Linked DNA regions of Mus musculus: region 2 is linked to region 1. A link is a loop called in an ENCODE intact Hi-C map of the cell type or tissue named here. Cell type or tissue: heart. All regions are shown on one strand. Links, peaks and the distances in the headings refer to the core of each region. The heading gives the core; the rest is flanking DNA.

Region 1 (5,000 bases), core at 1-5,000:
AACTTCAAGAACCCAACAAGGGCCAGTGTAAAAACCATGATAAATAGGAATAAATAATACAATGAGAACTGTATTAGGATACAGCAAACATTACACTGATTATTACTTTTTATCTTTAATTTTGTTTGACATTCACTAAGGTAAATCTTTTTTAAAATATGCATTTTTTTGTATTATGTACCAGTGTTATTTATCTGCATGTATATCTGTGCTCCACGTGTGAGCTTGTTGCCTCCCACCCCACACTCCCTCTGCACACAATCAGGCCGGAACAAGGAGTCATGCCCGGGGCCTCTGGAAGAGCGTTTTTCCATCCCTAAGGTAAATTTAATGTATAAGAAAGGCCTAACTATGTTATATTTATAATTTGTGATGAGTTATGTAAAGCATACTTCTTGCACAAGAGGTTAAAGACTTGAATGTCCTTGTTTCTGTATCAAATACCATGCAGTCAGAGCGTGGGCTTTGGAAGGACTGGCAGATTACAGTAGGCAGTGTTGCTCAGTCCCTTGTTAGAGCGGACTTATTTCCTTTACAAAGCAGTTGTGAGAATAACAATAAAGGACTTAAACAAAAATTTAATGTTTGGTACTTTCTCCTTTCTATATTCACTGACAAATTTATTATACTAAAGACGCTTTTGAAAAAAGATGAGTGAGTTCATGGAGAAAATATAAACATCAAAACACCTTTCCAGCCCACTCAGTGCCAGTGGGGGCCTGCGCTGTAGATAGTAAGAGCAGCAGCAGAACTCAGATTAGAAAGAAATCCTTACCTTAGGAAAGTCAAGATTCACAACCTGGATGACTTCCTCAAACTGCTAGCTGCTCTTTATGTACCGTTCCTTATGGCCTGCTGCTGACTTCATCCTATTTCCTATATACCCATTTACCTATTTACCAACTACAAGCCTTCACCTCTAATCTGATCCTGCCTCTCTTCTCTTAGAGTGTGTCCCTGACTACAAATACAACCCTCCCCCCAAGATGATTAATCTTGATTTTCAGCTTGAAGGAATTCGACATCACCTAAGAAATAATGTCTATTAGGCAGCTTCCAGAAGGACTGACTGAGTGGGGGAAGGCTTGTGCTCATGGGGCCTTCCAACAGGCAGCCAACAGGCAGCCAGACGTGAAAAGGTCCAAAGAAAGGGCTGCCGTCCTCCCAAGATATCCGAGCGGTGGTGCCGCACACCTTTAATCCCAGCACTTGGGAGGCAGAGGCAGACAGATTTCTGAGTTCGAGGCCAGCCTGGTCTATAGAGTGAGTTCCAGGACAGCCAGGGCTATACAGAGAAACTATGTCTTGAAAAAAAAAAAGCAAAACAAACAAACAAACATACAAAAACCCACTCTGATAAATACAACTCCTTCACGGAAGGGACTTAGGCAGGCCTCATTACTTCACATTAGAAAAGAGAAAAGGGTTTGATAGTAACGATGATAGAAGGGGACACACAAGCTTCATCCACACCTGATTTAGCTCAGCAAACTACAGACTGACCATGGGAAATATTTAGCATGATCATGATGTATGTGTTTGTATGTATGTATACACACACACACACACACAGAACATACTTGACTATTTTGACTCAAAAAAACTGCAGGTTTCTGAAAACTTAGGAATGGCACCAAAAAAAACTGTCACTTTGTAACAAGAGATCTACATAAGCGAAGTAAGAAAACCCAAAAGAGGCCTTTTATTCTAGGATACCCGTGTCTGTCTACGAAAGTGTATTACAGAGCAAATGCTTGGCCTGGAGAGGCTGCCACAGTGGTCTTCAGAGTCTACTTAGGAAAATTGGTCTGCATAATTTGGTTCCTAGCACCCACATTGTTGGTTCACAACCATCTGTAACTGCAGTTCCAGGGGCTCAGAAGCTGATGATATCTGGCACTAGCGCAAAAATACATAATTTTAAAGTAATAATCATTTTTTAAAAAGCAAAAACAAGATGCCTGGCATGGTGGCGCACACCTTTGATCCCAGCACTTGGGAGGCAGAGGCAGGTGGATTTCTGTGTTCGACGTCAGCCTGGTCTACAGCCTGGTCTACAGAGTGAGTTCCAGGACAGCCAGGACTACACAGGGAAACCCTGTCTCAAAAAAACAAAAACAAAAAAAAAAAACAAAAAGAAAAGAAAGAAAAAAAGCAAAAACAAAACAAGACAACCAACCAGAGACAGTCCTAAGCATCTAGGCCCCTGTGCCCTGCAAGATACAGAGTCAGCTGGGGCTGATGCCTTGTGTATGTGATGCTTGGGTGTTATGGCTCCCATGCTCACAATACACACTGTTAGATTTATCTTCCATAGATCTCTGCTGTCTGCTCATCCTCCTGTCTCAGCCTTCAAGTACTGGGACTACTGGCACATAGAATATAGGTATAAGGCACCTACCCAGCTCAGAAGGTTAAAATAGTATCAAAAGAAAATATATTAATAAAAATATTTTAATTTTTTTAAAAGAAAACAAAGGCATATCCAAGAAAACAATGTCGTTAATTTTAAAGAGAGGTTTATGTTTTCAAAAGAGTTATAAAGAAAAACCAAGCTAATGATTGCTAAGTTCTTGTAAAAGGTAGAGCAAAATCTACCACAGTACCTTTTCTATCTGCTCCTCCGTCACTGGATGTACCTAAAAGGCTATCACTCTGAAAAGATACTCTGAAAGCCATAGTGTGTTGGCAACAAAAAGCCATTGGCTGAGAAGGTAATCTAAGCGCTCAGGAGGCTGATGGGATGTTATCAGGACCAGCCTGAGCTACCTCTTAGTAAGTTCCAATTTCAAAAACACACATAAATACAGATTTTTCAAAGAGCTGGCTTTGTAAGCCTGAGGATGTCCTCTGTCAAAGATTGGCCAGGGCAAGGATTTACAACCCTCCTCCTGCCACAAAGCAAAACAGAAAACAATGTGACATCCCAGAAGCCTGAGATTTCTGAGGACCCTGGTGAAGCTTTGTCACCAAAGGTTATTTTTTCCTCTCAGGGTGAGAAACTGCTGCCCCCTGTAGACCAACACCAGATTGCCAGGTGATAACTATTTTTTCTAATGGTCAAAAACATTAAAAGAAAAACCAAAAAGTAGAGAGTATCTAAAGAAGTTCTGGGCAAGAGAAGGGTATGGGGCTGACAGAGGTAACTAGGTAAAGAACATGCCTTCCACCTTCCCAACACATAAGGCACAAAAGGAGCAGCTAGCACTTTAAGGAAATTATCAGGCTTGTGAATCTTGACTTTCCAATAGAACTGAAATTTAAACTAATTATAGAACTTTTCTATGAGTTAATAAGAGAAGAAATGCTGAATATTAAAATTGAGCTGTTTTAAATTCATGTTGCACTTCTTTCTTGCCTACATTCTCAGTTCCCCAAATCAAAGTAAACCCTGTGAGTACACAGGCCATTAAATACCTATTCCCATTTGGTTATTGGAGAGGAGCAAAGGCTACATAGAAACTTACAGGAAAAGATCAATGAGAAAAAGATCACTTATTTTTCCAGCTGGGATAACTTAAAACTCGAGGTTTCAAATGGGTCCATTTAGCACCGCGGGTATCCACAGTAACAGCTGCAATTCATCTTCACATGCTATGTCTAGCTAACTTCTGAAGTCACAAACCTTGGATGAAGCAACTGCTGAGGAACTTGAGGGTGACGCATCTCTCGAGGTTTTCACTGACTGGATGGATCTCTCTTTACCTATGTGACAATGCCAAGAGAGAATATAAGGAAAGAAACAAAGTAAGACGGGGTTTCTGCTTCGTGTGTTCCTAATTCTGTAGCTGAATTAATGGGGAGAGCTAGATGTGTTCTTCATCATGGAAATTCCTTATCATATTACTGTGTTTAACATCAAACTCTACCTCTCTTAGTAACATCACAAAACATTAAAGTCATGTAGAATGAAATAACACCATAGGCCACAGCACTGTCAGCTGATGACCACAGAAAGGCTGAGAAAGGCAGAAGACATTTCCATTAGTGTGTCTCCTCACACTTCCTTGTCACAGCTAAGCAATCTCTACATACTTGGGCTTCTAACAACCTGGGGTGCAGTATTACCACCTCTTCCCAAGGTCCTGAGGACAGGAAGCCTCTACCCCAGCTGCTCTCAGCAGGGACCATTCTCTTCTTACCACCTCAGTCTTGGGCAGTATGCAAACCATGAGGTTCCCTGTTACTGATAATCTTTAACATATCATAGTATAAACATATGGAATGTTATTACAGTTAGTATGCAGCTATCACAGGGCATTCAGTTAAGGAGCTATACACAGGACATTTAGCAGATACTCCTAAAATATCCACACCATTTAAAAGAATTTAGAAACCCATTAATTCCGAACACTGATCCAGAGCCTGGCATGAATGATGTTAACAAATGTTTTTGTTTATGAGATAAAGTCACCATTGTTAGTTATTTCAGATACTCACATGACGTCTCATGGAACCATCTTTAATAGAAATGTAAGCCAGAAAATATATTAACAAAATTACTGTAGTAGGCTCAACAACCAAAAACTTATTTAATTTAGTTTTTAGTTAGCTAATTTAGTTAAGCTAATTTGTTTAACTTTTAACTTACATTCAACCCTATAATCTTAAATTCTGAAAACCTAAAATATTATTAACACAAAGTTGTTTTAGAAAGTGGCCACACAAATGCTGCTAAAGCCTGGAAAAGGGGAGGAGAGCCAGGAGAGCAGGCAAGGGCGAAGCAGACAACCAAGCCGCCTGCAGAGCACAGCAAAGCCAGCTCCAAATGGCGCCTCTTTAAACTTCCAGGCTACAGCTAAGCAAGCTCTAGAGACCTGGGGCGGTTTTAAAACAACAGCTCTTCCCAAGGTCCTAAAGACAGAAAGCCACTCCACACAGTGGCTCTCAGCCACAGGACACAGCTCTTCCCTGCCTGGCCCCGGGCAGTGTGTAAAGATATTCTGATTGTGTCCGTTAGAGAGTAGTGCTGACTTAAAACAACTGCAGGCCGAAGTGAT
Region 2 (5,434 bases), core at 163-5,162, 56 kb before region 1:
CTCCCTCATTCCAGGTGAACAGCGGTTTCTAGGTCACCCGGCTGGATTCTGTTTGCTGTTTCTGGAATTCTGAAGCGTGGGCACTTTTCACTGTGCTCAAAATGAAAACAAGTTAGCAGCCACAGGCTCAGTCCCGTGAATTACACACAGGCTGCCAGGAAAGAAACGAGGGAAATACACAATAGAATTTGTAACCACTCCTCTTACGTTGGCTACTTTTACTTGACATCCGGGCTCCTACTGGATTGTCACTTGTCTCCTTAATTTTTGTTTTTTTAAATTTTTATGTGATTGGGTATTTTGCCTGCATGTGTGTATGTCTGTACACTATGTGTCTCTGCCTGGTTCCCAAGGAAGACGGAAGAAAGCATCTTGGGTCAGATGCTCTCTTGACACATATACGATGATGGAGAAGCCATACAGCTGCAGGCTGGGATGTGTGGTTCTTTTTAAATGAATGAAATGGTGAAAGGAGCTAGCTAGTTTCCAAGAAAAGAGAGGGGTGAGAAAAGACAAAGGAGAGGCATGGAAGTGTTAACACTTCCTGTGGCTTAGAGGCCGCATGCGTGGATCACTCCTAAGATAATCCCTGAAAAAGTACACCAACTCTGCCAACCTCCAGCTTGCTTCTCCCTCTGATGGCTCTGGTTCTAAGGCTCCTTAACTCCTTGCCTCCTTGCCTCCGGACAACCGGCCCTAAGGCTTCATACTGCATTTAAATATTTAAATGCTAATGGTAGCAGGTACTGTGGTCACACCACCCGGTAAAACTGGAAGCTAACACTGGGATGAAAGTGGATCTCTGCTTTCCTACAATTGTGGTACCCTTTATGTTGTCGAGAAAGTTTGTTGAAAGGCTGGACTAAAACCTGTGTGAGTTTGTGGTTTAAAATGGGGACATTGCATCCAAGTGACATGTCACACGATTTACCCCCATCAGGATAGGGACTCATCCCACATTCTCAGAGAGAACAGCTCTAAGAAGGGATTTAGACCTTTGGTTTAGGAGGCAGAAAACATGGTCTCTCACCATTTGCAGAGCTTTTGTTTTATTTTTCTAGTTTTGAAAATAGAGTAGCATTTAATTTTTAAAGGCTCTTTTTTTAAAAATATTTATATTCTGTTGTTTTCCTCCTACCCCACCCCCCAGCCAGGTTTGGCAGCAGACAAATGCTCCCCGTTTCAAAATTCAGGTTAAATTGCATCGAAAGTAGCAGTTCTCCTGGTGAGAGCCCATGAGTTACTAATTAAAGTCTTAACCCCTAGTCTCTTCCTTTGACACACAGGGGCGGATCTTACAGGGCAAAAGGGAAAGACCCAAGCTGTCTTCTGACTTTCATTAACACGTCCCCTTTTATTGAGGGGGTGGAGGAATGCACCTCTGTTTCCAGTCTTTGCTAAGACGTGAATTGTCTGCACCTGTGTGCCACGGCTGGGTCAGAGGTGAGAACCCCCGCCACCGTGGAGTCGGAAATGAGGCTGCCTGCCCTTCTGTTGGGGTGCCTGAAAGCCCGTTTACTGGCTGGGGCGGTATCTTGCTGAGTCACCATTTCTCCTGCAGGAATGACTGCAGCCATGAGGCAGGTGCTCTTTTAACTCTGCCCCTTTGTGAGCTGTTCTCAAGTTCGAAGTTTAAAATGTCCTTGGATATTTTGCTAGCGGTGTATTTTAACAAGTGACTCCCCCGACCCCACCAACACTAAGAATTTAGTGTTGCACTGAGAGAATTGCTGAAACATCATTTTACCTCGGTCTGGGATTGGTTAGGATTTAAAGACAGAGGGATTAGGCTTTAACTCTTCTTATACAGGAGGCATTTGCCATCCTGGAACCCTCTCTGTAAAGTGACTGGATCAGACTAATAATTTAAAAAAATATATTAATATTTATTTTATGTGCGTTGGTGTTTTGCCTGCATGTATGTTTGAAGGTGCCAGGTCTCTAGAATTGGAACTCTAGCCAGTTGTGGGCTGCCATGTGGGTGCTGAGAATTGAACTCAGGTCTTCTAGAAGAGCAGCCATAGCCCTTAACCACCGAGCTATCTCTCCGGCCCCCTAACACACAAACTTCTTTATATTAAAATATGTCAGGATCAAAACGTTTAAAGAAAACTGGAATCGTGAAGGTTCTTGTTTTCCTTCTTAGTGCCTCGTGTGTGAGCGATGATTTTTAAGAACTATAAGACAAAGGGATAACACACCGTGCTACCAAAGCCAACATCTCAGCCTCAGGACCACTCCTTGACACCTTCAGTACCCTTTTTCTGAGACAGCTTTCTTATTCAGAAATTTAACACCTCACTTTGACCAATAGTGGGGCTGGTTCCATTTCACACTCAATAAGCCTTCCTAAACGTTGGTTGATAATGAGATTAAACAATCAAGTCTCCAAGCTGGACCCATCTGTGACCTGGCACCGTATCCAGTATTCCGAGGGGATTCGCTGACTGCCTGTCCTGGGTGTAGAAGTTTGATGTCAGGGATTAGAAGTTTAAACTGTACGGTTTACTTCAGGGATAACACTCTCGGCTGTCTCTGCTGCCTCCACTGGAAAACTTGCTTAGGAAATCTGGGGGACTGAGCAGGGTCTCTGCGGCCAGCTTTCTGGGCAAGGCAGAGCCCAGTTCCCCACTTCTGTTTAAACTCTTACACCTCGCAGGATCTCACGCATAGGTAAACAAGTCAAGCAGAGCCATCCCCTTACTCGAGCAAGAAGTATCCTTTAAAGGCAACAGAGAGCACTAGCCTGGTGGCCCGTTTTCTTTGGTACTGAGCTGGTTAAGGGAGTCACTTCCTAATTGCCTGAGTGGCACGGGGCCTGAAGTCAGCAAACCCAGGCGTTTGGTTCACTGTCTCTGAGCCCATCCATATGTAAACTAGAAGCTCTTGGTAGAGAAGCATTGCTTTTTAACACAGCGCCTTCTATGTCACCCACAGCAGCTGTCTCTTGGATGTCCTGTGACTAAGCAGCCAGCTTTAAAACTTCATTATTATGCCTTTGGAGATGGAACCGAAAATGAGCAAACTGGTCTTCGGGTGCCAGAGAAGCTCCACATCAGATGATGATTCCGGCTGTGCACTTGAAGAGTATGCATGGGTCCCACCGGGCCTCAGGCCCGAGCAGGTAGGTAGGAAGCAACGCTGTCCCCTTTGATGTGCTTTCCAGGGAAGTGTGGAACCTCTCATCTCCCTGGCTGGCTTTGCTGTCTAAGGTCTGGTTTGGTTTCAGTAATGCCCTCCTTCTGCCATCGTGATTAATGCAAATGCAGGGCACCACAGGCGTTTCTGATAGGACTTTCACAAGTCACCTTTTAGGGAAGAGAAACGTTCCTCATTTGGAGTTTTGTTTTTTTTTTTTGTTTGTTTTTAAATGGTAGGTGGGGTGGGGGAGGGGTGTTTGTCTTTTGAAATGGGGTCTCACTGTGTAGTCCTGGCTTGCCTCCAATTCACAGAACTCAGAGATCTGCCTTCCTATGCCTCCCAAGTGCTGAAATTAAAGGTGTATGCCACTATTACATGTCTCAAAGGTTCAGTAAGGACAAAAGGAAATAGAAGGACGACCTCCAGGCCAGTTCTCCACAATGCCCCTCTACGGAAGAGGAATGTGGTGTTGCTGATAAACATGGCCTTTGACAACTACAGTGGGGATCAGAGACACATCATTGTGGCACATCCTTTGTTTCTCTGTTTTAAAGATGGGAGCGATCTGCCTGCCTGTTTTTATTTCCCAATATCCTTATGATGAGGTTATTAAAAATGGTTGGTAGATCCTGTACAGGCAAAGGTATCCTTCAGAATAGAAGATGCCACCAGTTCTGTGCCTGATTATGAGTTACTGTTCTTTGGGCGGTGGAAGGGAACCCCTTTTGAGATAGGGAATCTTGGCCTGGAGAGATGGCTCAGCGGTTAAGATCACTGACCACTCTTCCAGAGGTCCTGAGTTCAAATCCCAGCAACCACATGGTGGCTCACAACCATCCATAATGGGATCCAATGATAGTAACCGTAAGGAAAAGCTTCTAGAACAATACAGGAAGGAAAATTATGCTGGTGTAGCAGTTAGGGAAGTGGAGTTTTGACGAACTGTTTCGTAGAGAAGATCCTTCCTGTCTTTGGATGGCATGTGTTTGTAGGTCTGCTTCTAGCAGACAAGTCCCAGGTCCCTAAACTCCTTTTTTTTTTTTTTTTTTTTTTAACTTGAATGCCTTTGGTTCCATCTCAGCAATGCAGGATCCTGCGTTCATCTTTTAGGACGCTCCTAAAAGACAACAATCAGATTAGCTCAGCATCTCCCTTCTCCTGCTTCCTTGGGGAAAGTGAAGCTGGATACTGCAGCTCCCACCGGTGACAGCCTGCCATGCCGAGGCTGGAGAGAACCGTAGAATTCCGAGAGAAAACTGAGTCTATTTGTGTAGAGGCTGGGTGTTGGATCTTGTCACACAGCCTGTGTGGTCACTTACAGAAGTCACCCAGCACTCTCCCCTTGATCCCTCAGCTGACCTTTGCAAGACTAGGGAAGAAGAGTCGCCATAAATGTGCACATTTGATCGCGCATAATTTATGGTGCCCTTAATTGTCACTACAAATTGCATTCCTGAGGAGCAATTTAGCAGCTGGATGCTAGTGGATGCTAGCAGATGCAGGTTTGCACCTCTGCTGAGTTGGCTCAGCTGGTCCCCTCATTAGCTGCAGGAGGCCGAGCCCTGGAAAGGAGGGAAGGATAAAGGCAGGCGGCTCAGCCCTTCCTCCTGTGTACTGATGTCACCATGCCCTGCTTCTGCCTCCACAGATCCAGCTCTATTTCGCATGCTTGCCAGAGGAAAAGGTTCCTTATGTTAACAGCCCTGGGGAGAAACACAGGATTAAACAGCTCCTGTACCAGTTGCCTCCACACGATAACGAGGTATAGTAACAGGAGGAAAGCTAATTAGTAAAAAGAAAATAAACAGTAAGCATTGAGGGGTCTTTCTGAAGTCCCAGCTCGGCCTCTCTTAAAATGCACCCTAAAAATACAGCTTCTCTCTCTCTCCCCTCCCTCCCTCCCTTTCTCTCTCTCTCTCTCTCTCTCTGTTTCTTTCTTTCTTTCTCTCTCTCTCTCTCCCTCCCTCCCTCCCTCCCTTCCTTCCTAGAGAAGAGAGAGAACGCCACCATAGCAGGAAGCCCCACATGGGTTTTGTTGTTTCTGATAGTGTTTTCAGCCACCCAGCAATTAACTATCAGGAGCGGTTCCTTCCATGTGCAGGGTGGGCACCTCAGGGTGTTTCAGGATTGACCTGAGCGCCAGTAGAATGTGGAGTGAAAACAGCCAGTTTCAGCCTTCGGAGAAAGGTGGGATCCTTTCCTGCAGTCAGTTCACATTCAGAAAAGAATAAGCCACGCCTGTTCTGTCAGGTAGCACGCCTCTTTTCTAAAGACCGAGGTCCGTTCTACCTAC

The links. Peaks named below come from ENCODE experiments on the same cell type or tissue, not always from the same donor. Only the 100,000 strongest peaks of a DNase experiment are listed, where the experiment ranks them.
Region 2: it touches region 1 in a loop (2.2-fold over the local background); 4 of 42 quality-filtered maps call a loop at or near these places.

The regions. Positions count from the first base shown.
Region 1 is chr15:93,454,156-93,459,155 of GRCm38, reverse strand. It overlaps Pphln1 (periphilin 1), which reads right to left. Exons shown (of 9, transcript NM_175363.4): 6 at 3,626-3,705. Among named protein-coding and RNA genes, the nearest start is that of Pphln1, 58 kb to the right of the region's middle. In heart, for the core only: a CTCF peak has its summit at 3,016 (motif pointing left); no DNase peak of the experiment used is centred there.
Region 2 is chr15:93,510,140-93,515,573 of GRCm38, reverse strand. It overlaps Prickle1 (prickle planar cell polarity protein 1), which reads left to right. Exons shown (of 8, transcript NM_001033217.5): 2 at 2,938-3,124; 3 at 4,790-4,903. The coding sequence starts at 2,993. Among named protein-coding and RNA genes, the nearest start is that of Prickle1, 83 kb to the left of the region's middle. In heart, for the core only: no CTCF peak of the experiment used is centred there; no DNase peak of the experiment used is centred there; H3K4me3 peaks cover 624 bases; H3K27ac peaks cover 819 bases.